3 separate regions of the Mus musculus genome follow, and regions 1 and 3 are each linked to region 2. A link is a loop called in an ENCODE intact Hi-C map of the cell type or tissue named here. Cell type or tissue: gastrocnemius. All regions are shown on one strand. Links, peaks and the distances in the headings refer to the core of each region. The heading gives the core; the rest is flanking DNA. Region 1 overlaps Kcnj10 (potassium inwardly-rectifying channel, subfamily J, member 10). Region 2 has its middle 11 kb from the start of Nhlh1. Region 3 overlaps Igsf9 (immunoglobulin superfamily, member 9).

Region 1 (10,551 bases), core at 1,341-9,340, 310 kb before region 2:
GTTCGCTGTAGATGGGAGCTGGGAGGGGAGTTAAATTAGCAGAGGGCTTGCATAGCATGCAGGAGGCCCTGGGCTTGATTCCCCAACACTGCATTAACCAGGAATGGTAGCACAGTTGTAATCTCAGTCTCAGGAAGATAGAGACAGGAGAATCAGAGGTTCAAGGTTATCATGGGCTATGAAGTAAATTTAAGGCCAGCCTGGGCTACGGGGAAATCATGTCTCAAAATTTTTAATTGAGTTGATTAATTAGCCCTGACGTGTACTATGTTCTATTATCTTTCTAGGTGGCTAGAAAGGATGGTTCAACTCCACACCAGGGACAGCAGGTGGAAAGGCAGGGGATGAATGGTACCATTTCCTGAAACCTACCACGTGGGGAAAAAGTCCTTTCAACCCAAAGACAGAGCTTACTCTGTAGCAAAAGCAACCCAAGTGGAAGGAGCTTCCCACGTGAGCACTAAACTCACTCATTTCCAACCGCAGACAGTCTCTCACTGTTCCCTAAATCATTAAAGGTGCCTTGGCCCTCCCAGCTCCTCACACTCAAGTTCTAGACCCACTTCAGACTCTCCTTCCTCCTCAGCCCGGTGCTGTGGATGTGTTCCTATGCTTCCTTCTTTCTACTTCATTCCCGTCCTCCAGGGCCTTAAGGAGCCACTGAAGCGCCTACGATTTGTCTCATATCTCCATTTTTCCCCCTGTAACTCATCCTACATTGTTAGCATGTTACTCATTTTATGTATATGAGTGCACTGTAGCTCTACAGATGGTTGTGAGCCATCATGTGGTTGATGGGATTTGAACTCAGGACCTTCGGAAGAGCAGTCAGTGTTCTTAACCGCTGAGCCATCTCTCCAGCCCTACCATGTTACTCTTCATTACACTTCTGATGATGAACCAATGAACGCTGATCTGATATTTTCCAAAGAGCGCACCTTTCCTGCTCATGGCATTCCTAGGAGAGGGTCAAATCAGGGTCCCGAGGCTGGGGAGGTGACAGAGTTGAAAGACTAAAGTGCCTGCCTCGCATGGCTGAGGCTCTGGGTCTGACCCCAAGCACCGAAAGAAAAAAAAATCATCGTTCTTATTTTATAATCAAGGAAACTGAGGCTCAGCAAGATATGACTCGGTCAATCATGGAACTGGATTCACGATCAGGGTCTTCTGACTCCAGATGCACCACGTTCTCATCACACTGTATGTGTCCCAGTTCCTTCTCCAGTTCAAAGAAAGTATTTCACTGGTGACCAAAGAGAGACCAGACTTAGTCTCCACCTGACGAGTTATGTGATCACTGCCAACCCTCCTTCCAAGCCTTGTTTCCTACTCCCCTTTTCTTGGGGCATACTCAAGCAAACGGACGCCATGTAGTTGAAGCCTTTCTGTGCTCATACAGGCTTTCTTGCTTTCTTGCCTTCGCCTATCCTTTTTCTGTCTTCCACGCTACCTGAGTTCATGACCCCCATTCCATAAAACCTCCACTGAAAACCACAGCCTATTCCCGACTTGCCAGGTATATGTATCTATTGAGTAAAAACAAGTTTACTGAAGGAAGCACCTAGATCTACCATATCTTGTTTCTAGTATCTTGTGATGGAGATACCAAATATTCTCCCAAGAAAAGGCATGTATTGAAGGCTCTGGTCCCCAACACAGCAGTGTTCAGAGGTAGAGACTTGACATGTGAGTGATTGGATTCATCAGTGGATTGATTAACTGGGAGTTAAGAGGTGGGGCCTAGTTAGAAGCAGATCATTGGGGCATGACCATATCATGTCCCCCAAACCTCCCTCTGTACTTCCCCCGTTTCCCTGAAGTGAGCAATTTTCTTCCTCCATAGGCTTCCACCATGATGCTTCTGCCACACCACTGGCCTAAGAGCAACAAAGGACTGAAAAGAGCAACCACCAGGACTGAAACAGCTCTAACTACAATTCGAACGTTTCATCCTGTAAAGTTTTTGTTTGTTTGTTTGTTTGTTTTTGTCAGAGCAACATAAAGTCAACGGATATGGCTAACAATTATGTGATGCATAGAGAGGGCCCAGGAAGCATTTTGAAAAGGAATTAATGAACAGAAGATGGCACAGCCCTTTCTAGGTGTAGAGGCCCATCTAAGAGGACAAGAAGATGCTGCCAGCACAGTAGGGCAGAGGGACCATGGAACCTTTTGTTCTATGTACAAGGAATGGAACTCTGGCCCAGGGCCTGGCGGACCTTCTCCTCCTCCCTTCTTGTTAGTGTCTTCTCTTGATTTTCCCTGTGAATTTTTTCCCCCTCATACACATGGAAACCCCAGATAGTTCATTAGAATTACTAATAAGTATAAGTAAAAAACCCAAAGTTTTTTTTAATCTGTAATGTTGCTGCTCACTGCGTGTGCAGTGTGCGTTTGGTCTTCATGCACTTGTCTAATAAATTTCTTTTCAGTATCTCCTGAGTACCAGATTCTAAACAAAGCACTGGAGTTATGGAGATGACAAAGATATAAATTCCTTTCCTTGAAGACCTCAGAGCCTAACGTGGGAATCAATGATAAAACAGGCAGGACCAGGGATGCACAGCTCAGTATGTGTGAGGGAGGGGAAGGATGCCCGTAGCCCAAGGGATGAGCACTGGGGGATAACTAATACCAAGCACCTAGTGTGCAGTAGGTGAGGGACCGAGCACTAACACTTTAACTATGTTTTTGTTATTAATAATAATAAATATAACATTAATAAAAACTAATAATGACTAATGATTTCGTTAATATGATTTACAAACCACCATATATAACCGTAATGGTTTTCATCTGGACCAGGAAATGTAAAGAGCAGCCAGGATTGGAACTTTTCCCGCTATGCCCAAATGTCTCTTTGGGAGAAGAGAAGAGAGAGATGACTCGGGGTCTAAAGGATGGGCAAAATTCGATTGGGTTTTGTATGAAAAACCAAAAGATAGTGCACCCAATGAGGGGAGAATAGTGAACAGGAGCATACAGCACTGGCAATGTCAGAGATAGAATAAACGAAACTCTCTCCTCCTAAGTTGCTTCTTGCCAGCTATTTGGTCACAGCAATAAGCTCTGTAACGAATACAAGCCCACCAACACAACCCGTGGGCAGGTCAACTTTAGATAATGTGCATTTTAAATCAATGTCCTAGGCATGTGTTCATGCGGCGTGTTCTGGAGATGAAGTGAAATCGTCGGACACAGGATGAGTAAGGTCCAGCCTGGGAACTGACCCAGCTCTGCCTGCTGGGAAAATGCACTGCCCTGGGACGCAGACAACTGAATGCTGGTCTTCACTCTTCCAGACTCTGGGAACTTGGATAAGCTCTTCGCTCTCTAAGCCGCCATAGCTTTCATTGTGGAAGAAGGAGGTTGTAGCAAACCCTCAATGCCTCCGCTCTAGCACACACCTGTCTGCACCCAGAGACACCGGTAGCCTCAGGATTCACCCCAGCATATTCTCTGTGGATCTAGACTATAGAGATCTTAGAAAAATAATATTTAATATTGTATAAGCAAAGGACAGTAGGATAACATGAAACCATTACATTACTTAGGACCGACACAGTCCAAAGCATGGCACCTGTGGCTCTTCACGGACACCTTCCTGTCCTCTGTCACTCAGAACAGACTGCTGAGTCAGTTTGGCTCTGTTGCATTAGAAGAAAGGAAAGACACTTTCTCTTGTAAAACTCCCCATCTGGTGAGATGGTGGCCCATGCCTGTGGTGCCAGCATTCCAGAAGCTGAGGCAGGAGGATGGTGAATTTGAGGCTATACAGCCTGGGCTATACAGAAGGAATCTATCTCAGAAACAAACAAACCAAAAGACCTTGCCATCCGGCTAATGAGGTCTGGTTCCATTCCTCCCACTGGGCAAAGGAAACAGCGACTCAGGCCCCTCTTACCACCGTATCATCTCTTCTTTGAATGCCAAATCCCACTTAAATAGTGATCTTAGAGACCTCCTGGGGGGAAAGTGGCTAGGTCTAAAAAGAAGTATTTCTGGGCTTCCAAATGTTCTTAGTGAAAGAGAGGAAGAGAAGAGAAAGGAGAGGGTAGAAAAGGAAAGGGTAACGAGAAAAGCTCCCGGGGTTATGTAAGTCCTCGAGGTTAGAAGAATGGACTTGGATGTGGGCTCTTTCAAAGCTTATTGTCGCTATTCATCAATCTCTCCTATCCTTTCCCCAGTGAAAACAGACAAATAGAAATGGAGCCAGATGCACACAAATCTGGAGGTGAGGGAAAAGGGGGCAGTGTCTGTGTCCGGGGGCCTGCCTTCCCAGCTGAGTCACCGCTGCCTCTGTCCCCCACCCTGGAGCCTCCTTCCCCCTGGCCCTCCTATCCTCTAGCCTCAGCCTGACACCAATGTCCTGGCCCAGGGAAGAATAGGCTTTTCTTCCCTTGTGTCAACGTTTGGAAAGTTCTCATAGTTTGATCAGAAGGAAGGCTTAAAGCCTTCAAAGTACTTCCTGGGAGTCTGTGACCTCTCGCTGGCCCTCCTGACCCACTCCACCCCCACCCGCCCTGTGCTTTCCAGTCAAGAGTGGGAGGGACAAAGACATGAGGCCATGTCAGATGTTCTCCTGAGTTTAGACACCACCACTGTCTGTCAGTGTGGGCTGATCAGGACCCCTGGCCCTTCCTTCAGCTTGTTCCCCAGACAATGCCTTCTGACCCCCTTCAGGAAGGGAACCACATTCCCTGCAGGGGACTCCAGAGGGTGGCATCTCAGAGAACCCGCTGTCCCTGGCTGAAAAGGGAGGATGACCCCGTCCGTGGCACACGACCTCCTTGTGTACCTCTCAATCTCCCACATCACCTTCAGCACACTTCCTCCCTGATTTGTGTGGTCCAGACATGGTATCTGCTCTTAGCTGTTGTCTGCGTCTACAGAACTGCACATCCTGAGCTCTTCAGTAAACTAGTCCTTTGTGAGGACTTGGCACCGTGTAGAGTTCAACTGAGGACAGAGCTGTACCACTGCCTCCTCATTAGTCTCAGCTCCAATGGTCCGGAGAGTCTCCAAACCTGGCCCCGTGTGAATCTTCACCTCGGGACATTTGCTTGGAGTCGTTAACCCATCTTCCTTTGCCTCAATGGAAAAGTCAGAAAAGTCAACTAACAGAATGATTTAGCAGGAAACACTGAATAGGAAAAACTCCATTCCCCCTAAGACACCCCCCGAGAGAGGGAGAAGGATCTTATGTAGTTCAGGCTGTCCTTGAACTCATAATGCGGCTAAAGATGACTCTTGCCTCTATCACCCAAATGCCAGGGTTGCAGTTGAGCAGAATCCACTAATGTGGTGTTTGGGGGATTTGTGCATGCCGGGCAAGCACTCTATCCACTAAGCAAGAGCCCGTCTTATATTTTCTATCAGTAAGATATGAGACACTGGAACCGTTCCCAGGGACACTGGGGGAAAGCTAAAGTCTAGGTTGAGTTAGGAAGAAACTGGATGCTAAGCAACATATCTGTTCTAGATCTCTCCTTTGTGGGTCGCCTCTGCCTTAGATCTCAAATCAGTCACAGTCTAACCTTGAACTCCATAGATTCTAGTCCAACTTCTGTTTAATGCTATTGATTGAAGTAATAAAACTTATTTATGTATCAGATAAACCCCCCATCTCAGAGATGGGAGAGAACTTCAAAACTACAAACTTCAAGTTTGGCCTTGACCTACCATTCTCCTAGGCTGCAGGTTTAAGTCCTGGCCACCAGGGGGCAGGGCTCCCTAGTCTGGCAGGGTGCCCTCAGCGTCTCCTACCCTCTACCCACACACTAACCCACTCCTTTTGCAGCTAGGTTGGACTACATGTAACTGCAAATTAAAAATTAAACAGATCACAGAGCATCTATAGGAAATGGTTCAATAACACTAGCAATTCAAGTAATAGTAGCAACCACCTCAGGAGAGCAGAAAATTTGCCTTCGGGGAAGCACCTACACAACTTTAGACCGCTTCTGTTTGATCCATGCAGCCACTCTGGGCCAACCGGGAAGTTCTCTCCAAGGTCGGAGATGTGTTCCGTTTGTTAACTCTAAGGGCGTTTTCTCAGTTCTCAAGCCCAGCATTGGAGACTGATGACAGGTGGTCCCTTCCTGACACACTCTTTGGAATGTTGTTGTTGTTGTTGGCTGTTTGTTTGCTGCTTCAATTGCATGAAGTGTGGTAGAAACCCTGACCTGTAGCGCTACTAGGCTTTAAGAGTCTAGGCAAATCACTAGAGTTTCTGAGCTTCCTTGCCCCTTCATCTGCAAAAGGGGGGCTAACGACATGGAGGTCACGAACATACAAGCTCTTCATGAGTTCCGGAGGGCTAGAGATGCAGTCTTGTTTCTCACTGACATCTCACTTCCTAGGTTCCCTCTGCCTCTCTTTTTAAAAGCTTATTACGTTTATTTATCTGGGTGCTGTAGCACACCTGTGGACATCAGAGAACAACTTGTAAGGGTCAGTTCGTTCTCTCTCCCCCATGCAGTTCCTCAGGTATCCAGGCCTGGCTGCAGGCTCCGGTCCCCACTAAGCCAGCTCACCAGCCTTCGTGTGTTTTCCTCTTGTTCAGAGACTTGTCATCCGTTCACTCAGTGCCCAGGCTGGATATCTGGTCTCTCTTGCTCCCCAGCCCATTGGTCACCAGGTCTTATCAATTCTGCCTTTCTGTGAATCTCCCCATTTTCTGAGGTCCCCATCATTCAATCTTGTGTTCTCTTTCTCCTGAAATGGTACAGCGACTCCCCGTTCCTCCTACGCAGACTCTCCTCCCCACCCCCACCCCCACCCCACAGCTACCTCAGAGCTCCACAGCCCAGCCTGGTCCATCATTCAGCACGGGCTTGAGATTGTTCAATGAATTATTTGAACTTTCATGACAAAACTGCTTGACATGGTACCCGGAATCCTCCACCGCCATCTGCCCCGCCTCTCTCTGGAAGCTTCTCCTTCTCCCTGGGCTCCTGTTTCTGCCATGGAGAACACTGCCGACCCTCCCCCACTTGTCTCCTCACCTGTTCCCCTGCAGCTCTCTCCATGGAAAGCCACCTCTGCCCCAACTCTCTCCCACACCCCTCTTCGCTCTAAAATCTTTTCACCCCTCAAGGCCCCTCCCTAGTCCTAGTGGTCTCTCTGCCCCAGGCTGCTCCAGGCTCCCAGGCAGAAATATTTAGACTCCTACTGTGCTCCAGAGACATTGCGCCACAGCTTTTCAAAGTCAGAGACTTTACCTCAGGCACATATTTAAGCTAGTACTTTTGATATTCATCTAATTGTTCCAGGTGTATAAGGACTTAATTTTGATATGTAGGGATGGATTCTGGGCTATAGATGTCAATGATACAGGCTGTATGAGCCATTTTCACACACACACACACACACACACACACACACACACACACACACACACACCAGATATCACTGATTCATAAAGGTACATTTTTTTTTTTCCGGCTGAGCCTCAGAATCTAACACAGTGATACAGAAACCCATTTTCAAATGGAGTTAGGCTAAAAATTGGAGTCTAATTTTTTCCTCCAGTGTTTCCAATGTCACAGCCAAAAAATCTTCTGTTCTCCATCGCCACTGTTTGTCATTCTGGTCTTTGTCAGGCAGGAGTCATGGGAACCTCAGTCAATCTCTTAATCTCTCTAAGGCTCGCTTTCCTAATCTAAGGAGGCAATACACTTTGATTGTGTGCTCAGGATTACAAGAGATAAATGAAGTATGTGAAATCTGCTAGGCCCTTATGCAAATAAAGACATCATTATGATTGCACTTTGCAGCTGAAGAAAAAAAAAATCCCCAGAATTAGAGGAGCTAAGAGTTGGAAAGGTGAGGTGGCTGGCTGACATTTATTTAATAGCAAGCCAGAAGCACTCTCCAACTCTCACGGGACTTTTGCTCATATTGCCTCTCTGTACCCCAGAGGGCTTAGTGTCACTCAAGCTGAACCAAGACCTTATTACTGCTTTCTCTAGGGTAACTGTTATTGGCAGGGCAGGATTTACTACAGCCTCTGAATTAGGGGCTTCTAATCCACTGCTCTATCCCAGCCCCCCTCATTCCCAACATGGGGCTTCCTCCAGAACCCCCTCAGCCTGCCGAGAGCCAGGGCAAGCATGCAGCAAGGGATGCCGGCCAGAGTTCCTGGATGTCTGCTTTCTGGCCCCTCCTCACCACCTAACCGACTTCCAACTTTAGAGGCTCCAGGGAACCAGCAGGCTCCCCCAGGCTTAGGATGCCCAGGCCCTCAGAAGACTATACTCTGGCACCTGAGACACTAGACAGGCTCTGACAGAGCTGACAGGATTTACTCCTCAAGAGTCTTGTGATCCCAGTCACAATCCTCACTCTAAAGAGAGAGCAGGGTGAGATGGTGCAGGCCCTCAATCCCAGCACTTGGGAGGCAGAGGCAGAGGCAGGCGGATCTCTGTGGGTTCGAGGCCAGATTGGTCTACATAGTTGAGTACCAGAACAGCCAGCACTAACATAGTAAAATTCTGTCAGAGAGAGAGAGAGAGAGAGAGAGAGAGAGAGAGAGAGAGAGAGAGAATAGGACCCCTGCTAAAGGTCCCTTCTCTATGCATCTGCTAATCTGTCATCTTGAAGTTAGTTATACTGTCTAGTGATGAGGGAGGGCTTGGCCTGGTTGATGAAGAGCCCAAGAGGCAAAAGCAGAGGCAGGAGAGCCACTCTCAGGTGTGGACGCACCATGCCAGGACAGCTCCCCATGGGATTCTATATTGTCCCTGTCCTTGCACTAAAGGCCACCTCTATCTTCTCCCAAACGAGAAGCTTGTCTGAATGGATTCTTATTTTTTTTTTAATTTTCTAATGATTATTTTTAGTATATATGTTTTGTATGCATGAACGTGTGTGCCTCCAATCCCCTGGAACTGGAATAGAGAACATTGGGATCATCATGTGGAGAAACTGGGAATTGAACCCTGAACCTCTGGAAAAACAGACACTGCTCTAAACTGCGGAGCCATTTCTCCTGTCCCTGAACTGACTCTTCACCTGTACTTTTGTTCAGTTTTTTTGTGTCTTCCTCAGGGCCTGGTTATTTATGGACTTAAAAGAGCCCCCGTAAGTGGGCAATGGGACGGATCCGTGGGTGCAGGTGCTGAGTGTGGCCTGCATAGCAGAGGAGAGAACGAGCTCCCACAGATTATCATCTGCCCTTCATGCACACATGCACACATACCCATGCACAGCACACATGACTAGCTCTCCATACTTCTGCCTCCCTTAGGCCGCCCGTGCAGAGTGGGTATCATGCTTTATTCTGACAGACCCTCCTTCTTAGCCCCTTAGAATCTCTGGGCACTTGCAGGGGGGGATGCTGACTCATTCCCCACCCCCACCCCAGCCTTTACTCTGGGCTGAGAGCTGTGCTCCAGCTAATGCTCCAGACCATGCTGCAGGTCATTCTTAGCCTCGCCTTCTCAGAATCACCCTTGCTTTCAGAGTGAGGGTAGGCGTACAGAGAAACTGAGGCTGCAGTCAGCACGCTCAATGCCAGCAATCCAGTTTCCACAGGAGGTAGATGATGCTTCCATGGTGTGAGAAGGAAAAGCGAATGCCAAGCCCTGACCTAAAAGTGTTGAAGCTTTATCCTAGATCAAGATGTCCTCCAGGCAGTGAGACCAGGGCAAGAAGAGAGAAAGGGAGCGAAACAAGTTTCGAGGAAAGGGTTGAGGAGCCTCTGGGAGACCTGTCTCTAAAGCAGACAGATAGGATGATGTCTCTTACAGCCTGACCTTTGCTGACCTCCCAAGCATCAATATTCTCTCTCCCTCCCCCTTTCTCTCTCTGTCCCACTCCTCACATACATCCTCTATCTGCTAGTCATATCAAACATCTCTTGCTTCAAGAACATCCTCCAACAAACGGTTCTTTGCAAAAAATGGGGCCTCTTCCAAGCCCACTTTGCTGTCTTAAGTTCTTCTCTTCCATCAGGATTCATCTTGGATGTCTCTTTCTCTGGAAATCTTTTCAGAAGGCCTCCAGCCTCCTGTGCAGGCGGCACCTCATCCGTGTTCCCATGGTCTCACCAACGGCCCTCTCTCAGCCTTTCCCACATGCTGGTATTTAGCTGATTGCTCCATGTGATATGGTGTGCCACTCACTCCTCCCCGGGAAGCTGGGAACAGCATTGCCTTCTTGATAATGGCATGAAAACTAGACTAGAGAATTAACTGACCTCCTCAGGAAAGCTTCTAAGGGACCCTGCAAGCTGAACCCGGTCTGTGCTGGTCATCTTGCCCTGAGTTACAGGATGCTGGTGCCGGGTTGCCCATTCCCATTGAGTCCCCTCGATGTATTGAGAAAAGAAGACTCGGCTTAGAGAAGATGTGCATCTTTCCCAAGCTCACACTGCTTGACAGCGGGGCATCTTACTTTACATTGGCATCAGAGAAGGACCCCTGGCCCACCTTCATCCCACCTTCTTTCTGCCTATCAGATCTGACCCTGGGGTCCTGAAGGGACAGGTAGTTTGCACTTGGAATGTTATCCACGGAGCTTGTTCCCTCTCCTCACCCAGCCTGGGAT
Region 2 (10,551 bases), core at 808-8,807:
TTGCTTGGAACTTCAACTCCTGGTGTGCTCCGTGCTCCCCAGCATTAGATACAGGAGAATCGTGATGGAGAGCGTGTTACTGCGAGAATGAGGATGGGGGCAGTGCTGAGTGGCTGGGCTTGTAAGGCTGAAGCAGGTAGTCATGGGTTCAAGTCTAGCCCCAACTAGAATCTAATCTATCCCCAAATCCTGCCCAAAAACATCAAAGGGGGGAAGGCGCTGAGCTGGCATCAGAGGGATTCTAGGAAGCCCCTAAAATCATTTTGGAAAGACATTTAAGCCCAGAGAACACCTTGCCCAGCTATTTTTTTTAAGATTTATTTATTATTTATTATTATATGTAAGTACACTGTAGCTGTCTTCAGACACACCAGAAGAGGGAGTCAGATCATGTTACAGATGGTTGTGAGCCACCATGTGGTTGCTGGGATTTGAACTCTGGACCTTCGGAAGAGCAGTTGGGTGCTCTTACCCACTGAGCCATCTCACCAGCCCGTCACACAGCTATTAAGGACACATCTAAAACTCAGACCCCAGATGTAGCTTCTTTTGGGGGATGCGTGGATCGATTGAAGACAGGATCTCACGGAGCTCAGACTGGCCTTAAACTTGACATATAGCTAACGGAGATCTGAAACTTGAGCTCTTGCCTGTTAAACCTCCCACGTGCTGGGATTACAGGTGTTTACTGCTATAGCTGGCCTCCCTAAAGAGACCCAGCCTGATGGGTGGTGCTCTTTTGGACCCCCTGTTTAACAGGAGAGATAAACAGAGAGGACCCCTGCATGATTAAGAAGGCAAAGGTCTGGAGACCACGCTACAAAGGAAGTAGAAGATATACAGGGGGAAGGGACCAAAGGCCTCACACACTTATCTGTCTTGACAGGAATATATTTAGGGGCTAGAATATTATATAAATAAATATATATATAATATATTATATTATATATATATATATATTATAGTATGTATTAAGGGCAGTTAAGTTGGTAAAGTATATGACTAGCATGCCTGAAAACCTGGATTTTTTTCCCTGGAGTTACATAAAAGGGGTTGTACTGACACCTCTAATACTGGCACACTAAGGTGGAGGCAGTTAGATCAAAGTTACTCTCAGCTACTGTTGAGGATCTGTGAGACTCCGTCTCAAACACAAAGCAAGCAAAGAGCAGATGTGGAGGTAAAAACCATTCTCATCCCTGATTACTAAATGAAGAAAATGGACGTCCTGTGTGCGGCCCCACACACGTCATTGTCAATGTCACTGAAATGGAGCTCTAGGATAATAGATTTTAACTCCAAGAATAACTTTGCGGTTGTTGTAGTACCCGGAACTGTTCAGCCTCAGAAACACCCAGTCTAACAAAAAGGAATTCAAGTAGAGGGGCTGGAAAAATCCAGTCTGTAGAGAGACACTTAGAGCACATTCCCACTTCAGGTGAAACACTCTGGCTGGAGACCCTGGGAGAGCCTCTCCTGGCTTTGCTTGTAAAATGGCTGAAGGTAAAGGCTGTGGGGAGAAGATGCAGAGATGTCCTCCGGTGCTTCAGATATGACTACTGCATGCCATCAGCAAGAGGGGTTTAGATCAGGGCTGGGAAGGAACTCCCAAGATTCCATGTCTGCTTCCTTGTGTGTGAGTTAAATGAAATATTTTATGCCCAGAGCCTGGTGAGAGCGTGGGCTGAACTGAGACCAGGGAAATCTGAGAACTCCAAGAGACTAATGTCCGAAGGACCCCGGAAGATCACCAGGTCCAGTTTTTTCCTCCCTGCCTCCTTACCTTTCTTCCTGCCTGCCTTCCTTCTTTAACTTATAACAAACCTCAAGGCCAGGTATCTCTATGTAGCTCGGGTTAGCCTCTGACTGGCCATCCCTCTGCCTCAGTCTCCCCAGTGCTAGAATTACAAGGGTACACGACTGTATCTGCCCAACAACTTCAACTGTTTATTTATTTACTTATTTTGAGACAAAGTCACATTAACTAGCCCAGGCTGGCCTTTAGCCTGCCATCCACCTGTTTCTGCCTCCCGAAAGCTTGGATGACAGGTGTGTGCCACCATGTCTGCTAACATCCTTTGTTTCAAAGACAAGTGCCTATATTGAGAAAGGTACCGTGACTTCCTATGATGATAGTCTGGGATTATAACCCAAGCCCCAGGGGCTGGGGTGTGATTCCAAGTATGAGCACTATGCCTTGTGCTCAGGGAGCACCTCGTGGTCCCTCCCAGGCTGGAGAGCGGAAGGGTCAGGGGCCCCTCCCCTCCCAGGTCCCTCAGGGCCTGAGGATGGCGAGAGGGGACCGCTGCAGCTGTTCTGCTGCTAACTCCAAATTTCTTCAGATAATCAATTGGCCTCGGCTGCCGGCTGCCGCTCTGCTCTGCGTGGCAGGACAGGGAAGGAGAAAGAGAGGGAGGAGAGCATAGGAGATTGGAGGAGGGGCACACGGGGGTGGGGGGGGGAAGAGTGTGACATACAAAGTGGAGTGGTGAGGGAGATGGCAGTCTCTGGGCTGAGGGAAGGAGAGAAAAGTGGGGGCTGCAGAGCTAACGGGCAGGGAGAAAGGAAAGGGACAGAACACCACGGTTCATCTCACACTGTTCCAGAACCAGCTCCTGGGCTCGAAAGTAGGGTGTGGTGACTCCTGGATTCCCAGGACCAGGGAGGCGGAGACAAGAGAAGCCCCCCCCCCCAAATTTGAAGCCCAGGCTTGGTTATATAGAGAGTTCTGGGCCAACCAGGGTTACATAGCAAGATCCTCTCTCAAAAACCCAAAGAAGAAACAAAATGAAAGAAGACAGAAACAGGAAAACAAAACCCAGATCCAGAGGCAGCGGGTTGTGAGCAGAGTGTGTGTGTGTGGTGCCGTGGGAGGGTAGGTTATGAAGGACCCAGGAGGGGGACAATCTGACTCGGCACCCCTCTTTCCTCTTCTAGCTCCCACGCACAGCATGCCCCTCTTTCGGCTGTTCATGCCCCGGTGACCACAGGCCCCTGATTTTCTAAGTCCTGTGTCTGCTATAATAATTGCTCCCCTGCCCTCTGTCTCAGAAAGCCCTTAAGTCAGTGACAGCAGAAGGCAAGACCCCAAGGGCTTCATAATGGGGTCTCTGAGCCAGCCCTTCCTTCTCTCTCTCTCCCTCTCCCTCTCCCTCTCCCTCTCTCTCTCTCCCTCTCTCTCTCTCTCTCTCTCTCTCTCTCTCACTCACACACACACACACACACACACACTGTGCTGTAGACTGGCAGACATATGGCTCCTTTGTGCCCACACAATGAGGGTCCTGTTTGTGCCCCTTTACAGCCTGGGCATAGAATGCCGGTGCTTCTCTCTCAGCTCCCCCCACCCCTTCCTTCTCAATGCCCGGAGGAGGGCTTGCCTTCCCTGCCTCCTCCTCTTCCTCTTCCTGGAAGGCCCATCCTTTATCTTCCTGCTTCTTTCTAAAGACCTTGTCTGTGCTCTCAAGTTAGACCGGGTGGAAGGCGAGAGCTAACAAGAGAGTCACCTCTACAGATCATTAACACAGAAGAACACAGAAACCCATGGGCCTGTAAGACTGGGAGGTGTGGAGTAGGGGGAGAAGCAGGCCAGGCAGCAGGCAGCAGCAGCAGTGCTGTGCTAGAGGGGAAAGCCCAGCCCATGCGTGGTAGCCAAAGGCCTGGTGGTGATCCAGTTCCCTTCCCTCGTCCCTCTACTCCTCCCTCGAACCCTCCCCCTCTCTCTCTTCTTCCCTCCATCCCTCCCTTGGTCCCTCTCTCCCCCTTCCCCCTCCTCTTCCTATTAGTATTTTTGAAACAGAGCCTCTCACTATTCAGCCCAGGCTGACCTTGAATTTGCTGCAATCCTCCTGCCTCAGCTTTCTGAGTGCTGGGATTAGGGGGTAGGGGTGGGCTACCACGCCTGGTTCATCTTTACCCTTCACACACAACAATAAACAGACTGCCTGCTCACCTGACAGCTTCTTCACCTGTGAAGTGGGAAGACAATCAAGGCCTGTCAGAGGGCTAGGGGGATTAAATGGGGTCTGCATGAAAGTGCTCTGTATGCCGGCAGTGGTGCTGCAGGGTTTTAAACCCAGAACTCCAGAGCTGGGGAGTGGGGGTGGGGGTGGGGGAAATCTCTGAGTTTGAGGCCAGCATAGTCTAGGACAGCCAGGGCTACACAGAGAAACTCTGACTTAATAAGAGACAGAGAGACAGAGAGAGACAGAGAGAGACAGAGAGACAGAGAGAGACAGAGAGACAGAGAGAGACAGAGAGAGACAGAGAGGCAGAGAGAGACAGAGAGACAGAGAGAGACAGAGAGACAGAGAGAGACAGAGAGGCAGAGAGAGACAGAGAGGCAGAGAGAGACAGAGAGGCAGAGAGAGAGACACACGGAGAGAAAGAGAGAGAGACACACACACAGAGACAGACACACGGATCTATTTATACAATACATATCAAATGATACCTCGGGGAGCACTAAGGGCCAACCTGTACTTCTGCATAGTTTGTTCACTGTGCAAAGCAATAGAAGCGAAAGGGTCTGACTTTCAGCTCTTCCACCAGATGGTGTGTGTGTGTGTGTGTGTGTGTGTGTGTGTGTGTGTCTGCTTTAGGGAGAATGCATACATCCTCAGAGAAGAGGCCCTGAGTTCAAGCCTCTCACATGCGTTCCTCAAAACTGGGCAGGAGTTAATCTTCTTTAGAGAGTTGGGAGTAAGAAGTCTGTGAGTTATACTAAGCTAGGACTGGAGAAATGATAGATAGCCAAGGAGTTGAAAAAACCGAAAAGGGTGTCAGAGGCAGCTGTAAGGGGCTTTTCCTCTTCCTTCCCCAGGCCGCTGTAAATCTCAATCATTGCTTGTTGAACACTGCCCCCTGCTGGCCACTAGCAGAGATGGTCTCCCCCACCGCCCCCAGTCTTCGTTTTCCTGGTAGAGAGGGGTTAAGAAACTGAAAATGGGGACAAAGAGCAGAGAAACTGCTGGTGGGGCTGCAACTCAGGATTCTGTTCCTGGGAGGTGAGGGAAGGTGGTACTGACTAGGTACATCGACTAGACTTTGCGTTTTATGCATTCATTGACTAGAATCTCAAATCCTTTAAGTCTGTGGTCGTTTCATTTGGTGTGTGTATGCACCTACATCTTGATGCTTGTTTCTTGTGCCCTTCCCCCCCCCCATTATTTTTAGTTGTGCGTGTGCACTTACACACATACACACACGCACACACGCACCTGCACACAACAGTGTAGGTACCACTGGAAGCCAGAAGTGCTGGATGCTCCAGGACTGGCGTTATACTCGATGTGGGTGCTGGGTACCGTACTCCTCTGCGAGAGCAGTGCACACTCATATCCTCTGAGCCACTGTCCAGTCCTTTCCTACCCTTCCTTATGTAAGAACCTGGGTGGCAGCTGTCCAATAGGGAGCTGTTTTCCCCACTTCCCTTGAGGCGTCTGCTTTCCCTCTGACTTTTACTTCTTTCTTTCAGCTCCATCAGCCACATGGCTGTTTGCATGTTCCAGTTTTTGGTCCCCCTCCTCCTCTGGTTTCTGACCCACTTCATTCTCAGTTCAGATTCCAGCTTTTGCCTAGCATGGATCACTTGATCTTCCAAGAGAAGCAAGGGGAGAGAGGTCTGAGGTCACAGCCTGTCTGCCATCTAACTCTTTTTCTTTTTCTTTTTTTTTTTCTTTTTATCCTCCATGGCATTCACATCCAGCCTTCCCTTTTATAGTCTTAGAGAGGATTGTATTTCGTCCAGTGCAACATGTATCTGCTGCAAACTCATGTGTATCCAGCGTTGCTGCAGGTTCTACTACAGGCTCTGTGCCACTCCCCTCAAATCTACTTAGGATGGGATGTGGGGGGCATAGACTTGGAAATGCATGAGATATGTGTAAGGAACAGACGTGGTACAAGGAAGGCTGATGGGGGCTGGAACAGGTAAGATCCAAGCTGGATTCTGAAGGCAAATGGGCTCCCAAAGGTTAGCAAGGTGATTATAATGAGAGCTATTGCATGCTGCCAAGAGCTCCATCACAGATTCCCTTCTCTGGACACAGGCACTCTCTTCCCATGTGTAGGAGTGCTGATTCTCTCTCCAGGACTTGCCTTGGGAGGGAGGAAGCTCCCTCCCTGGGGCGTCTGCATGCAAGGACTGGTTCTTGTGGGCTATCCCAGCCTGAGAATTCTCGTGGGATCATCGGAGACCTTTGTAGCAGTCCTATGGTTACCTCACACCTGGGAGCACTTGCCTGCGTCCAGTGTCAGAATCAAGGAACCCAGCTCCCCACTGTGGATGCGGCTTAGCAGTAGCATGCTGCTCGCTTACCACGCCTGTGTGAGGCTCTGGGTTCAGTCGCCAGGAATGAAAATAACAAACAGAACACATAGGACAAAACAAAGCAGGATTCTAGCAGGGCATGGACAATCCCAATGCTTTTGTAGCTAAGGGAAAAACAAAACTAAACAAAACAAAACAAAAGCCACGTCTATTTCCCAGGGAATGATCCTTGGGACAGGAATATTCCAGGCAGAAGGCAGCATTGATGTGAGGGGTGTGGATCCCTGAGAACGTTTTTGTTCTTGTTTTTTTTCCTAACCAGTTTGCTATTACCAGAACAAAACCACCAGGTGGAAGAGGAATGGATAGTGGTCAGGTAAGGCAGATAGTGTTCAGTCCTTGCTACCCACTGACAGGAAATCAGTAATAGGGTATAGGTGTCACCATCATTTTTTTATGTTAAAAATGTCACTTTAAGAGTCTGCAAAGACAGTCCAGCAGTTAATACTGTACACCGCTCTTGCAGAGGACCCAAGGTCTGTTCCCAGCATCTAGGCTCACAGCTGCCCAGGGGATTTGACACCCTATTCTGGCCTCTAAAGGCACTACATTTATGTGTACATGCACACATAATTAAAAATAAATTAAAATCTTTTTTTTTTTTAATGTCACTCTGAGGGTGGGAGAGATGACTCTGCAGTTAAAGGCACCGACTGCTCTTCCAGAGGCCCTGAGTTCAATTTCTAGCAACCACATGGTGGCTCACGACCATCTGTAATGGGATCTGATGCCCTCTTCTAGTGTGTCTGAAGAGAGTGACAATGTACTTGTATACATAAAACAAGTAAATCTTTTTTTTTTAAAGTGTCACTTTTGGGGCAAGCATACTGATACACTCCTATAGGCCAGGTACTCAAGAGGATCATGGGTTTGAGTTTAAGGCCAGCCTGTGATACACAGCAAGTATGGTTTAAATGAGAACAGTCCCCATAAGCTCATATGTTTGAATGCTTGGTACCTAGTTGGTGAAACTATTTGGGAAGGGTTGGGGGATATGACCTTGTTGGAGATGTGCACTGGGGTGGGCTTTGAGGTGTCAAAAAGCTTATGCCATTCCAGTTGGCTTTCTCAGCTCAGCCTTTGTTTGTGGATCAGATGTAATCTCTCAGCTACTGTTCCAGTGCCATGACTGCCTGCCTACTGCTGTGCACTGCCATGCTGGTCATGGACTCTACTGTCTGAAACTGTAAGCAAGCCCTCAATCAAATATGTTCTTTTATAAGTTATTTGGTCATGGTGTCTCTTCCAGCAATAGAAAAGTAAATAAGGCAACCAACCAGATCTTGCTTCCAACCCCATATATATATGTGTGTGTATATGTATATATACATATATATAATATATATGATATATCATATATATCATGCACACAGAGCTTGTATATAGTTAAATATAGAGATACATTGTGATATGTAACGCACACACAGACACACACACTATAGGGGTTAGACCTATGTAGGGTGCAGTTTTAGGCAGCTGCTGCAAAGCTAATTGCATAAAGTTTTGTATTTGGCCTGTAGCAATGGGGAAAGGAAAACAGGTTTAGGAAAGCTCTTTAAATGGTAAATCAATAGGTTGTGGTAACTTTGTGCACAGGTATGGTGGGAGAGGTCAGATGGGGTTTGTGATGGGCGTGGTGGCAATAGAGACAAGCAACAAGAGAACATACAAGCGATGTCTGAGGCTCCTTCTATGGAGCAGTCTAGGACATTTGCTTCTTGGGTTTGTAGCTGAAGAGCTGGGTCTCTTTACTAGAGCTCATTCCAGAGACCTCCAACTCTACCCTAAAGAGGCATCTTATCTTCTGCTCCCCACACCTCTCCTGCCACGGCCCAGCGGGGCTGACAGCGGGCAACCACCATTCCATTGCCCTGGCTATCACCCCTTCCTTCTCTTTCCTCCCCCCTGCAGCCTGTCGTCAGCTTGCCCTCAGAGGCTACCATCCTATCTCCTAGATGAGGCTGAACACTCCCGCATGACCACCAGTGCCTCTGTTTTCTTTCCAAGGAGTTCTGCAGTTGCTTAGATGCTCCCCTTACCTCCCGGGTCTCTCTTCTCCAGTCCACCATGTAGTCTGATATCAGATTTACCCAATCACAATGCAAATCTAACCAGGACACTTCTGTATCCAGGTCTTTTTCATGGCTACCCATTATTTCTAGAATAAAACTCACATTCTTTAACAAAGAATGAAGTTTTGGTTTTTGGTTTGTTTTTGTTTTGTTTTGTTTTTTTTTCATGGTAGCTCTTCAGCCACTCTGCCCAGCCTGAGATGCCACTCCATCTTTTGGTGGTTTTTTTTTTTTTTTTGTTTTTGTTTTTGTCTTTTCGAGACAGGGTTTCTCTGTATAGCCCTGGCTGTCCTGGAACTCACTCTGTAGACCAGGCTGGCCTTGAACTCAGAAATCCGCCTGCCTCTGTCTCCTGAGTGCTGGGATTAAAGGCATGCACCACCACGCCCGGCTCTTTTGGTGTTTTGTTTTGTTTTGTTTTTGATTTTTCAAGACAGGGATTCTCCCTTTAGTCCTGGTGTCCTGGAACTAGCATTGTAGGTCAGGCTGACCTTGAACTCATAGAGATCCACCTGCCTCTGCCTCCCAAGTGCTGAGATTGAAGGCGTGCGCCACCACTGCTTGGCCCATTCCTGTATTTTATGGTCTGGCAGTTCTCTTAAACTCAGCACTCTCTGACAAGTGCTGCACTGTGGAGGTTTGAATAGGAATGCCCCCCATCCCCACCCCATAGACTTACGAGGTGTGTGAATGCTTGGCCCACAGGGAGTGGCACTATTAGGAGGTGTGGCCTTATTGGAGGCGGTGTGGCCCTGTTAGAGGAAGTTTGATCCTGTGCAAGTGGAGCTTCTACCCAGGGTGGAATTCCAGTCTCCTCTTGGCTGCCCGCAGAACACAGTCCTCTTCTGCTTCCTGAAGACGTAGAACCCTCAACTCCTCCAGCATCATGTCTGCCTGCAGGCGGCCATGCTTTCCACATGTATGTTTTCTGTATAAGAGTTGCCTTGGTCATGGGGTCTCTTCACAGCAGTGGAAACCGTCACTAAGACACAGCATATGTCCTACTTCAGTGTGTAGAGTAGCCTGGTTCCTTCATCAGCCCTTACCCGGTAGCATCTGTGCTCTGACCTTCATCTGTGTAAGTCTTACTCATCCTTCATCTCCACGACCTTCTGAGATGCGGCGTCTTCCAATAGCAGCAAGGCAGACCCCACTCCACTGTGGTCCTTCTCTGCGTAAGCGTCTCTCTGTGGCTGCCCTCTCTGCATGGAGATTTATTGCTCTCTCACGTGGATGTCTATGTAACCTGGGATAGATGTTTTAAAGTCTCTGAGCAGCTCTTTCCTTACCAGGGATAGCATGTACGTCCCCACGCTGGTGCACGACAGTGCTCAACAAAACGGCATCTGTAGCAGGGTCATTAATGCTCGTATGGTCCAGTGCTTCCGACTGTTGAGTTGGCTCAGCGTCTGCTTGCTGCTACCCACCTGGACAAGATGGGTTTGTTTCTCTCCTCAGATGGGGCTTTCACAAGTTATTTCCTCCAGAGCTGTATCTTGGTTTTTTTTTTTTTTCTACTTCACTGGGATCTACAAGTTAGTTGTTTGTTTGTTTTTAAATCATGTAAAAAAATTGACAAAGTCACACATGTCTATTCCACACCATTCAAAGAGTGCTTAAGTATGTGGAGTTTGAACAAACATCCAAATCAAACCCCTGAACTGCATGCGTGTGTGTGCATGCTTGTGCAAACATGCACATGTCACTGTGTGTGTGTGTTTGTTTGTGTGTGTATGTGTTTGTGTGTGTATGTGTTTGTGTGTGTGAGTGTGTGTGTGTGAGTGTGTGTGTGTGTGTGTGTGTGTGTGTGTGTGTGTGTGTGTGTGTGTGTGTATGAGGAGACAGTTGTGGAGTGGGTTCTCACCTTCCACCACATAAGTTCTGGGGATCAAACTCAGGTTTTCAGGCTTGGCAATAAGTTCCTTACCTCGTGAGCCATCTTGTTGCCTCCCCAAAGTAATTCTCTCTCTCTTCCCTCTCTGTTTTTTTGAAAGAGTCTCTCTCTGTAGCTCTGGACATCCTGGAACTCATTGTGTAGACCAGGCTGGCCTTGAACTCACAGAGATCTGCCCACCTCTGCCTCCTAAGTGCTTGTATTAAAGGCATAGACCACCAGGCCTGTCCCCTAAAGTAACTCTTGTTAGCCAT
Region 3 (10,551 bases), core at 1,181-9,180, 440 kb before region 2:
TCACAGTGGGGTATACCAGACACTGAATCTCTGCAGATAGCCACCATCAAAGCCAGGCTCCCAAGAGACATTGGCACCCTTGGGTAAAGGTACCACAGACACATTGGTGACGACATGGGGGCTGGTGCCTGGGTAGGGGGAATGGAGGGAGGAAGGGTGATCAGGACCCTGAAGTAGGGCTAAGGAAGAGTAAGTTGGAGATTTTTCTTCTCCACCCATTACCTTAGGGGAATCCCATACCCACAAAACCCATCTATACCCCCCAAAACAATACTCCCATCTCCCTGTGGCTCCCCAGCCCCAGCCCCCTCCCGGGCCACTAACCTAGCACATATACATTGGTGGAAGTGGTCACACGGGCTACAGCATTGCTGGCACTGCATTCCCATCGTCCCTGGGCCTCCTTGGTCAGGGGTCGAAGGACGAGGCTGTTGTTGCTGTCCACCTGGGCCTGGCCCTGCAGCCCCCGGCCCACCTACAGAACCACTGGTCAGCCCTGAAGACACAGGCAGCCACCCCTCACCAAGGGGGCCACTCATCTCTCCAAGTAACCTGTGCCCCTCCCCATGTTGCCTGTGAAAACCTGAACCTCCTTTCCAAAAACACAGCCAGGGAAAGAGTGGGCACGGACCCAGGTAGAGCTGAGTCAGGACCAGGGAGCCTTACCTTGGCCCAAGAGACAATAGGAGGAGGGTCTCCCCGGGCGGAGCACGGGATGAGTAGCTCCCGCCCTACTTCTTGGAAATATTCTTCCTTGGGCTGGTCTATAAAAGCCGGGGGAGCCTGCAGGCCAGATCTGTATTGGGAGGGGCCTCTTTCACAGCCTCTCTTCCACCTCTAAGCTTTGGTGTCCCCCATTCCCAGGTGCCTGTCATAATGTCTTAGTCTCCTTCTCCATCTCTTAGTTCTGTGTCTTTGCCCCCAGCAGGTAGGACTGCTGGGTAATGGCGGGCTGGAGCAGGACTCTCTGAGATAGCTGAATCTCTACAGATCATGCTCTCTCTCCCCTTTGCTCTATTCCCTGTGGGACTGAGACGAGACAGATATCTCATTTCGTGAATGTGTTCGTGACTGATGTCCTACTGCCCAGTATCATCTCTGTGTATTCTGCTGGCTGTTGCTATGACCACCGCAAGAAACAGACGGTAGGAGCCCCTCCCACAGCTCTCTGCCTCACTCCACCCTGCTGACATGGTTCAGAACACACATTCAGCCACCTGGCCGTACCACAGCAGGTTTGCTGTGGGCCTCACCTTGAGCAGCACCTGGGTCACAGGGGAGGGTCCAGCAGTACCAAGACTGTTGTAGGGGGTGCAGGAGTATTCTCCCAAGGCATTCTCATTCCCCAGGGCAATGATGAGGGAACCTTCTGGGCCCAGGGACCAGCCAGGGAACTAGAGGGCAGAGGAAATGACAAATAGAGAGAGAAACTTAACAGAGGCAAAGCTGGGGTGGGGAGAGGCAACTCGAGAGAGGAGGAGAGACAGGAAACTCTTTTCAGGAAATCAACCCATCGGCTCTGGGTCTTGGCCTGACCCTCTCTCTGGACTCTGGTCCTCCACTTCTGTCTGTTCCATCAGGGGATGTGAGACGGTGACAACACAGCTCTGGTGTCACTCACAGAGAATAGTGTGAATGGCTTCCCTCGAGTTGAGCCATGTGGATACTCTGACTGTCCCTCTCGGCACTCCGTTGCTCAGTTCTGCATCTCCCAATCCACTTCTATAAGAAAACCTCCCCTTCTCCTAGATGAAGCGTGGCCCCTCGCTCTCTGCATCTAACTTGTCTGTCATTCTGGACCGAGCAGGAAAGCTTTGGCTCTGTCTTGTCTTGTTTTCAGGCCCTCTCTGGTTCAGACTGAGTAACCCCTCACCTGGACTCACACTGGCCACTTCACAGCCTTGGGGCTCTGCTCCTAACAACTCCTAACCACGGTCCTAACACCACAACACCACCGCCAGCCAAAATTCACTGCTGATTTTTTTTTTAAACTTTCAATGACACATTCACCAAGTGCTACAACTTTACAGCCCCAGAGACTCTCAGTTGGAAAGACAGGATGCCTCAAAGAATTTATAGTCTCCTCAGACAAACAAAAGATCCCAATCAACTCGGAATGAGGTCATGTTAAGCTGGCACGCAGTTCTTCCTCTAGGACCCAACCTGTCTTTCCAGCCTTTTCTACACCTCTCAAGTCCTTACAGGTGCCAGCTGCGGCTCCCCCTCACTGCCCGATTCATCACTTTGTCAGCACACTATACGGCCTCTGCAAAGGGATTTCTGCATGGAATGACAGCTCACTCTTCAAGACCTACCACCTCACCAAAGGCCCAGGATCTGTTACTGGTCTATCCCCAACCGGACCTAAAAACAAAAGCCTTGTTCCTTCCCTGGCCTGACAGCAGAGTCTCTGTGGCAGCTCTGCCTCAAGGCAACACTCCAAGGATGGATACTTCTTCTGGGGAAATGGATACTTCTTCTCACCTCCACAGTCACTGCCTAACACTGGCATCTGGTAAGAAACATGTTTCCCAACCACAGCGCTGAATTAAACTCAGCCTCCCGCTGAGCTGCAGCTGGCCCTCTGACAAAAACAACACCTAGCCAAGACCTTCATCCCCTGTCACAAGCCTGTACCTTGTCCAGCTGCAAGGCCTGTCCGTCTTTGGTCCAGGTGACAAACAGTAGTGGGGGATTAGCACGAACCGGACACCGGATCACCCCACGCATGCCAGTGGGCAGGGGTGTCTCGGGAGGCATGACTGTCACCTGGGCTGGGTCTGGAGGAATGCAGAGACAAGTTGGAGGACAAGGTCATCAGTCTGTCTCAGTGCGGAGGAGCAGGCTGTGGAAGGAGCATGGGGACTTACAGAGCACAGTGAGATAGGCAGAAGCTGACGGTGGATGCAGAAAGCCATTGCTGGGAACACAGGTATAGTGGCCGGCGTCATCAGGCTGAGTGGCTTGTAGCCACAGGCTCCCGTCTACCAGGATGCGCACTCGAGACTGTAAGCGGCTGCAATATGGTATGTGTGAGGAGGAACCTAGTCCTTAGACAAGGAGCTCTCCCAGAGACTACACATCAATCCCCTGCCTCCACTACCCAAGAGATAGGTTGCCCTACCTGATATGGAAGACATTGACACCATCCTGGAACCAGCTGTAGGTGAGGTTAGCAGGGTATGCCTCAGCCCGGCAGGCCAAGGAAACATCCTGAGAGGAGTTGACTGTACTGTTGCTGGGGGGCACCACAATGACAGGGGGTCCTGGGAGAAGTACCAAGGCAGAAAGGTGTCCTCAGCCCATTCCGGAATTCCCAGAACCCTCAGGGCCTTTCTACACCTCTTCCTGGTTCTGCCCTTTGTAGTCATGGGCCAAGTTGCTACAGGACCTTAAGGACCCGAATTGGGATGTGTGATAAAAGCCCATCCTGTTCCAGAGGCCACTCGCTTTTCCAAGTCAGCCCTGTTTCACGAGGCATGGCAGGCAAGCCTACCCACCCTGATTCCTTCTGCTGAGAAACTGTATGTGCGGGAGGGTCCAGGGAGGTCAGAAAGGGAGGTGAGACTTCCTGGTGGGCCTTCCTCATGTCAGGGTCTCTGGCTTTAACTGTATTACCCAGGGCTGTACTTCTCAAGTACCAAGGAGAACGATACTGCAGTGGGCCATCAATTAATCGGTTCTCGCCCACAGGCGCTATGAAGATGGATGTCTGCCTCGCGTGCCTCATTTGCCTTTCCTTCCAAAAGGAAGAGCTCAGCACACATGGGCGATATGTCAAAGTCCTGGGAGAGGTTGATAAGAACCTCTGGGTTTTTTTTTTTTGTTTTGTTTTGTTTTGTTTTTTTGAGATCACAAAACCAGGACTCAGGAGGGTCCCACGATTCATGGGCTAACCCTTAGCACCCCTTCCTTTCCACTGTAATGCACTGCTGGGCACTAAGCTGACCGTTTCTTCATCCTTTCTCTCACCCTACAGGGGTCCCTCAAATATGAGCCTCCTCCCAATCTTCCGTGTACTCACCCCCTCACCCCACCCTCACCCCCGTAGAGATCATGTCTTCTACTATAGGTGGCCCGGTTCCCCTGCCCTTCCACCAAAGTGCACCTAGCACCAACAGCTGGGTGGCGTGGGTGATGCTGCCCTCGGAGCTGGAGGCTTGGCAGGTGTAGTCTCCAGCGCTGCCTCGCTCCACCCGACGGATCCACAGTGTTCCATTCTGCACCTAGGTAAGGAATCTTTAAGGAAAGGCCCTTCCTGTTTGGTCAGCCTCAGACCCTGCAGTTCCAGAGCTGGCCAGCAGAGGGAGACAGCGCCTCAACCTCGGGGAAGCCGATGGAAAACCCCTCCCTCCTCCGACCCATCCCCGGGCTTGGCTTCTGTTCCTCTCCTGCCTTCTTCCCCTTTGGTCCTCCCAATCCAGCTGACCCACTCACTTGCACCTGACCCTGGCCCTTGCCAAGGTCTTGTCCTCGGAATTTCCAAGTCACATAAGGCTGAGGGCTGCCACGGGCCACACAGCGCAAGGTAACCGCCTCCAGCTCCTTGACTTCCAGAACTAAGGGAGGTGTCTCCTGGAACTGAGGGGGCGCTGTGAGGGAAAGAGGCATCAGGGGCTGCCAGAAAGGCTATCATCCCACAAAGCAGAGTTCAAAACCCACGGAGAACTCCTCTCAGAGCTGGAGGCTCCCGGGGTACACGGGACTAGCCCAGGGTCACCTGTCTACCAGGACCATCCCAACACTGCTACAGCTGAACACAGGCTGCATGACGGGAACTAGGGGGAGAGCCAGAGCCGAGTGCCCAGGGAAGTCTGGGAATCAGAAGGGGCGGGTCTTAGACTCATCACACTACCTCTACCTGATTCTCTGCCTCAGTCTCACCTATGAAATGGGAATGATTACAACTGCCTCCCTTCTAGTGGAGAGGGAGAAACTATGCACGGGTGAGCTGCATCATTCAGGGCCCAATATACCTTAACTATGACCTTGACCAAGGAGTGAAAGTTCCCGACTCAGAGCCTATGGGCTGATTGGATTTTATCTGAAGAACTGAGGGTGTGAGGGAGGGCAGAGGTAAGAAGCAAGCCGTAAATGAGCTAGCATGGTGAGCACATGCCAGGATGGGTAGGGCACAGAACTCGCTCATTCCCTTCACTACCAGGGTCCCCATCATTCTCCCCCTACTGTCACCACCTGCTCCCCAACTTCATACAATTGACTGTCAGGTGCACCCAGGAGCCGTTGGCAAAATCCTGTTCAGGGCTGTGTTGGTCCAGGAAGAGCACACGGCACTCGTACCAACCCTGGTCTTCCACCCGGAGCCCCTCAATCTGGAGAGATGCTCCTGTCTGCAGCCGGACTCGTCCTGTGAGGAGGGAAGTCCTGAATCAAGGGTGTTGAATGAAGGAAGGGGCTCTGTAAAAGCTTTCCAGTCCTGGTCACACTGGTCATTCCCAGAGGTTGAGAATAGCCTAGGTCTGTCATCCAAGTGTGAGGGTCTCCAGAGCAGCAGAAGGAAATGAGGCCATTGAGGGCAGAATGCTATGTTTAGCTGAGACCCAGACAAGACCAGAAACACTCAAGGCTTCTTGAGCGGACTAAATGTTGTGCTGAAATACTCTGTATTTCCCGGACCGTTCGAGGAAGGAGCGAAGAACCAGCATTTGGTCTCCTACAAGATTCACCATCCCTGGGGTACTTTTTAAGACCAAGATATAAGTTCTCTGGGGATACTACTGCTTTTAGAGGACTCTGTCCCTGAAATCGCTAGCTGTGTTTGGGGCCCTCCCAGGGACCCATACCTCATCTACCAAAACCTGTAATCTCCCAGAGCTATTATCAGCGGCCTAAGCGCCTTAGAGTGGCCAGAGTCCAACCCAGGCAGGCAGCAGCGTCAGCAGCCTCCCCAGCCCAGCCCAGCCCCTCTACGCCCCAGCTGACTGACCACATGCAGCCCCACAAAGCCACACACCACAGCACAAAAAAGACCTTTCATTCCCAGCATGGTCCATAGCAGACCACTAGGCTGACTGAGATGTGCTCGCCCAGTCCCTCAGGACCCTCCTCTGAGGGAACCCGGCACCCTGACAGCCTGAAACATCCCTAGCAGTGCAGTCTACGTGAGTAAGGTGCTTGCTTGGCAGCCCCAAAGAACCCAGGCACAAGCCCAGCTCAGCCACATGTTCCTTTGAACAAGTTACTCAACCTGTCAATTTCAGTTTCCTCAGTCAAAATAAGAGAGGGAGAAACTGGGATGGGGTGGAAGGCAGGAGATGATGCAGGGGAGGTGTGTAGCACCTGGCACCGCTGGAGGCTCACAAAAAGGCTGTTACACAAATAAGTAAGATGCATCTTTGAAACCAGAAGCCTACACTCAATCTGGGCCCCACCCCTCATCTGATAACGTATCACCTCCGTTTCTTCTTCTACATCAGTGAACTGCACCAACCACCATGCATCAGGCTGCCCGAAGAGGAGCCTGGCTCAACCTGGATTCCTGTCGCCGTTTGCCATTTACTGACTTGTTACATCTTGCAGATCCCACCTCCTAAGAATTAGTATTTCCCTCCCTGCCATCTTCCACCTTAGAGCCCCGCAGTGTCTCTCACCAGGGTTATCCACTGGCTCTGTACCCCCTACACTTAGCTGTTGCCCATCTTCACTTTGCCCTTTGGTGTGAACGAGTGGTATTTTCTAAAATTCACAGGACAGGCAAATATAGCTCCCAGATGATGTACCTGTTCAGCACTCGGCCTACCCCAGCCATCCCTGATAGTGATAGTAGCAATCCTGGGTACCACCCACTCCTCCAAGCTGTTTCCACTCTACTTCTAGGGTGGCCTATTTGAAGCAGAAACTCAGCCTGTGTGCTCCTTGAAGCCACGGGAAAGATGAGAGTCATAGATCTAGGGTAGCTACTGAGCTTAGTCGTCAGTGATCTCTCAGTTAGTCCCTGGGGTGTGGCTTCTTTAGAATGGGTGGGCCTACTTATAAGTCTAGGTGTATAATCCCCACCCAGGAGATAAAAATGGGCCACCCAGGTAAATCTTTAACAGAATACCCTTCCTCAAACCTGCAGGATTCCTCATTCACCTTACTCAGAGCCCAGACCACTGAGCCGAGCAGAGCCCAGACCACAGCCTCCTCCAGGTCCCACAAGATAGGAGCTTTCATCGTGGTGATCTCTGAGCTCCAGAGCGAAGACAGAAAGGCTGAGCACTGAAGACGAGCTATGTAATATTAGACACTGTCACCATATTTAATCCTCCCCAAAATCCATCACCGATGAAGGCACTGGCGTTAACCTTCTTTCCAAAATCAAGCAGCTATTAGGAGATCAAGCCGGGTCCACCAAGGCAGAGCGTTCTCCGCTGAACGCTGCCATTAGAATCCACTGATGTTCAGGGCACTGAGCACAATCTCTGATTCCATTCAGGAAATGTCACCAGCTAACAATCCTCATGTCTGCTAGCCAGAATACTCGGAGCAGCATGTTGTACAAACCAACTTCCCTAGGAGGTCCAGAAAAGCTGCAGTGTTTCAAAACAAGGTGACCAGAGTGGCAGTTCTGTGACTTCCTGTGTCCTGAACACACCTCCTATAGACCTGCCCTCCACCTACAAGGTCAAACCTAAGGGATATCAGACCTGCCTACATGCAGTGCCTGAAAAGGAGAGTCTGATCTCCTGGGCTCTGAAAAGGCAAGAAGCCCACACTAAATGTAACCATGAACACAGACAAGTGTACGTCCGTCCACACAGAAGTTCAAATCACGACTGTGATTGTGCCCACATACTGCACTATGAAGCCAGGGCCATGAGGAGGCATTCTGGGACGATGTAGCGAGGCAGACAGCTTGGGAGGATCAAAGGCAGAAAGGGGAGATCAGGAGAGTCAGCTTGGAACAATCGGAATTGATTTCACCAAGCAACTAAGCAACTTAGGGCCGTCAGAAAGCACAAGTCCATCTGCTCTGCTGGGACATCCCTGAAACTCCCAGGAAACACAGTCCGAAAGCCAGTCTCACAGATCCAGACACTGCCTGTCCCCAATTCCTTTCACACCACCCAAGTGCTATGCTAAATGCTTTAAATATAGTAGCTTACTTAATCTAGCAGTCCTAGATCTCTTTATATTGTCTTTTACCACTTCCTTACTAGTTTACATATCCAGGATCCTCCACCCCACAGTTTCTAGAGCCCCTAAAACCAGCTTTGCCTTCAGTGTGGGTCCCAGGGCTACTATTCCCCCATATTCTAGGCCACCAGCCTCATGGCGGTCCCAGGCCATCTCCCCTCCACTTGCCCACAGGGTTTATGACAGAACAGCATTGTCCTCAGCAACCTCCACCTCCTGTTGCTTAGCAACTGCAATTGTGAGTCCCCTGCACAAAGGCCAGAGAGGCCCCTTCTGAACTGTGAAGCAATAAAGGGTTAATGGGCTTAGAGGCCTCCCTCTGGGGTCTTCACCAAAGCAGGACCCTGTGGCTGCTCAGGAGCTACAGGCCACTCACCGGCAGGAATGGGAACAAAGGCTAGAAGTAGGGCTGAAACACAACGGTTTGCAGGCTAGAGAAGATCCACAGGTAGACAGGGAGTTAGCCATCTCTTAGCTTGTCTGCTCAGAGCCCAGAGCCGACTGATGCTGGAGCAAAGGCAGAGCCCCACATCTTCCAGGTGGCGTCTGAAGGAAAGCCCTTTCCACATCTTCTCCACTCCCCACCCCCTTGCCTCAGCCTGGCAATAATTTGAATTTGTCCATCTTTAGCCCCGCAGCCAAAGCCCCCTGGGCACAGGCAGGCACAGACAGGAAGGCCGGCTGTGCCTGTACCAATTCTCTCTCCTCCTGCTAATTGGGGCCCCCTTTCATCAAGTCCCCAGGGCTTGTGTAGACACACACACTCCCGAGTAGGCTGTTTGCCAATAACTGCCCCCAGTTTGAAAATAAACTCTCTCCTGCGGGCGGGCACCTGCCAGCACCTCCTCCTCTCTCAGCTCAGCCAATCCCAAGATTTCCCTTAGGATTCAAACCAGAGGCAGAAAAGGTACCCCAACAACATCTTCCCGGGTGACCTTTTCTGGGTTTCAGTTCTGAAAACGAAGCACCATCTCTTTCTTGCCCCGCAGCCCAAATCCATCCTTAGGGCCTCCCACAGGCACTCTGAGACGTTACAGTAGTAAGTCGCTCAGATTAAGGCTCCATCCAGGATTAAGAACAAGCTAGGGTGCAGTAGAAGACTCCAGGGAGACCCATACAGTATGCCTCTACTGTAGCCTCTGGAAGCAGAGACCCATTCCATCCTATCTATGCCTATACCTTTGGGGAACTGACTGGAGCCGGCTCCAGTAACCCCTGTCTGTGTCCACGCTCTCTGCAGCTCAGAATCAGTCTATGCTCCTCATACTCAAAGAGCCCACATCCCTACCCACTCTGCTGTCCCTTTAGCCCACTCCCTAAAAGCCTGGAACCTCCAAACTGGCATTCTGGTCGGCAGGGAAGGGGATGACGTAGAGCGGCAGATAACAGATCCAGAGACGAGCATAGGGTTGAGTGGGGGAAACTCTAGAGGATCAAGATGGAGTCTGGAAGGTTGCATGAGATGAGGGTCAAACAATCAGCAAGTTAGGATGGATACTTGAAATACAGCTGTCGCGTCTCCCATGCAACACGCCATCCATAGCTAAAAGAGCAGAGCTCTAATGTGTGCATGCATCGTGTATAAACAAATGAGTCAGTCCCTCAATGGATGAGCACGATGATGGGGGGGGGGGGGGAGGGTAGCAGGGCCATGCTTGCTAAGCAGTCAGAGCAGCAGAGCAGGAGATGAGATTGGAGAGGGCACAGAGCAGCCTACTTGGCCCACCTTCTGTTGGCGACACTCCCCCTCCCACCTAAGGACAACTCTTACCCACGTAATCGGGGTCAATTCGGGGAGAGTAGAGGCCGAACTGGATGAAGATGGGAAGCAGGAATCCAAAGCGCAGCCACTCGATGACATGCAGAGGGGGGTGGCCAGCTGGAGGCAGCAAGTCACAGCCCAGCACTGCACTCTCCCCAGCCCGGCCCACCACAGAGACCACCTCAGGCTTTCTTCGACCTATGAGGTGGGTAGCACGAGGGAACAGCAAGGGATCAAAATGAGATGCGGGAGGGGGAAGGCGTCATCAACATCTCTCAAGTTTCCTTAAGACTTTGCACGATTGGGGCAAACCCCAACCTCTCTGAGCCAGCCCTAGCCCTCTCCTACACTCAAATTCTCACAGATAACCCCTTGCGAAACAGTAATATCCCAGGGTAACACAGAGTTGTTGGTTCCCTTGGGTCTGGCTCACCGTCAGCCCCCTGGCTGATGATCAGGCTGAGGACGGTCAGACGGAGACACCAAATCATAGCCCAGCTGGCCTGCTTGCCCGGCCCCTCCTATTCACAGGAGCCCAGATGGAGGGGCCGGAGGAATGTCCGCTGCCCGGCAATCCCAGAGAGCATCAGTTGAGTTCTGATCCGCCTCAGGCAACCCGTTTCAGCTCTCACTCTTCCAGTTGGTGCCTA

The links. Hi-C counts contacts between places; a loop is a spot of excess contacts. Peaks named below come from ENCODE experiments on the same cell type or tissue, not always from the same donor. Only the 100,000 strongest peaks of a DNase experiment are listed, where the experiment ranks them.
Region 1: a loop joins it to region 2, with 2.6 times the contacts of the local background. A loop is called at or near these places in 11 of 42 quality-filtered maps.
Region 3: a loop joins it to region 2, with 2.5 times the contacts of the local background. A loop is called at or near these places in 6 of 42 quality-filtered maps.

The regions. Positions count from the first base shown.
Region 1 is chr1:172,352,926-172,363,476 of GRCm38, reverse strand. All of the region lies in intron 1 of Kcnj10 (potassium inwardly-rectifying channel, subfamily J, member 10), which reads right to left. Among named protein-coding and RNA genes, the nearest start is that of Kcnj10, 17 kb to the right of the region's middle. In gastrocnemius, for the core only: no CTCF peak of the experiment used is centred there; DNase peaks (open chromatin) are centred at 4,904 and 5,737.
Region 2 is chr1:172,041,392-172,051,942 of GRCm38, reverse strand. No RefSeq gene overlaps it. Among named protein-coding and RNA genes, the nearest start is that of Nhlh1, 11 kb to the left of the region's middle. In gastrocnemius, for the core only: a CTCF peak has its summit at 4,871 (motif pointing left); DNase peaks (open chromatin) are centred at 2,362, 3,606, 4,596 and 4,865; H3K4me3 peaks cover 1,117 bases; H3K27ac peaks cover 945 bases.
Region 3 is chr1:172,484,330-172,494,880 of GRCm38, reverse strand. It overlaps Igsf9 (immunoglobulin superfamily, member 9), which reads right to left. Exons shown (of 21, transcript NM_001145800.1): 2 at 10,335-10,551; 3 at 9,911-10,099; 4 at 5,216-5,368; 5 at 4,438-4,592; 6 at 4,109-4,226; 7 at 3,125-3,266; 8 at 2,871-3,016; 9 at 2,638-2,780; 10 at 1,254-1,394; 11 at 667-783; 12 at 325-475; 13 at 5-128. The coding sequence starts at 10,392. Among named protein-coding and RNA genes, the nearest start is that of Igsf9, 7.4 kb to the right of the region's middle. In gastrocnemius, for the core only: a CTCF peak has its summit at 4,298 (motif pointing right); DNase peaks (open chromatin) are centred at 4,315 and 8,800; H3K4me3 peaks cover 503 bases; H3K27ac peaks cover 373 bases.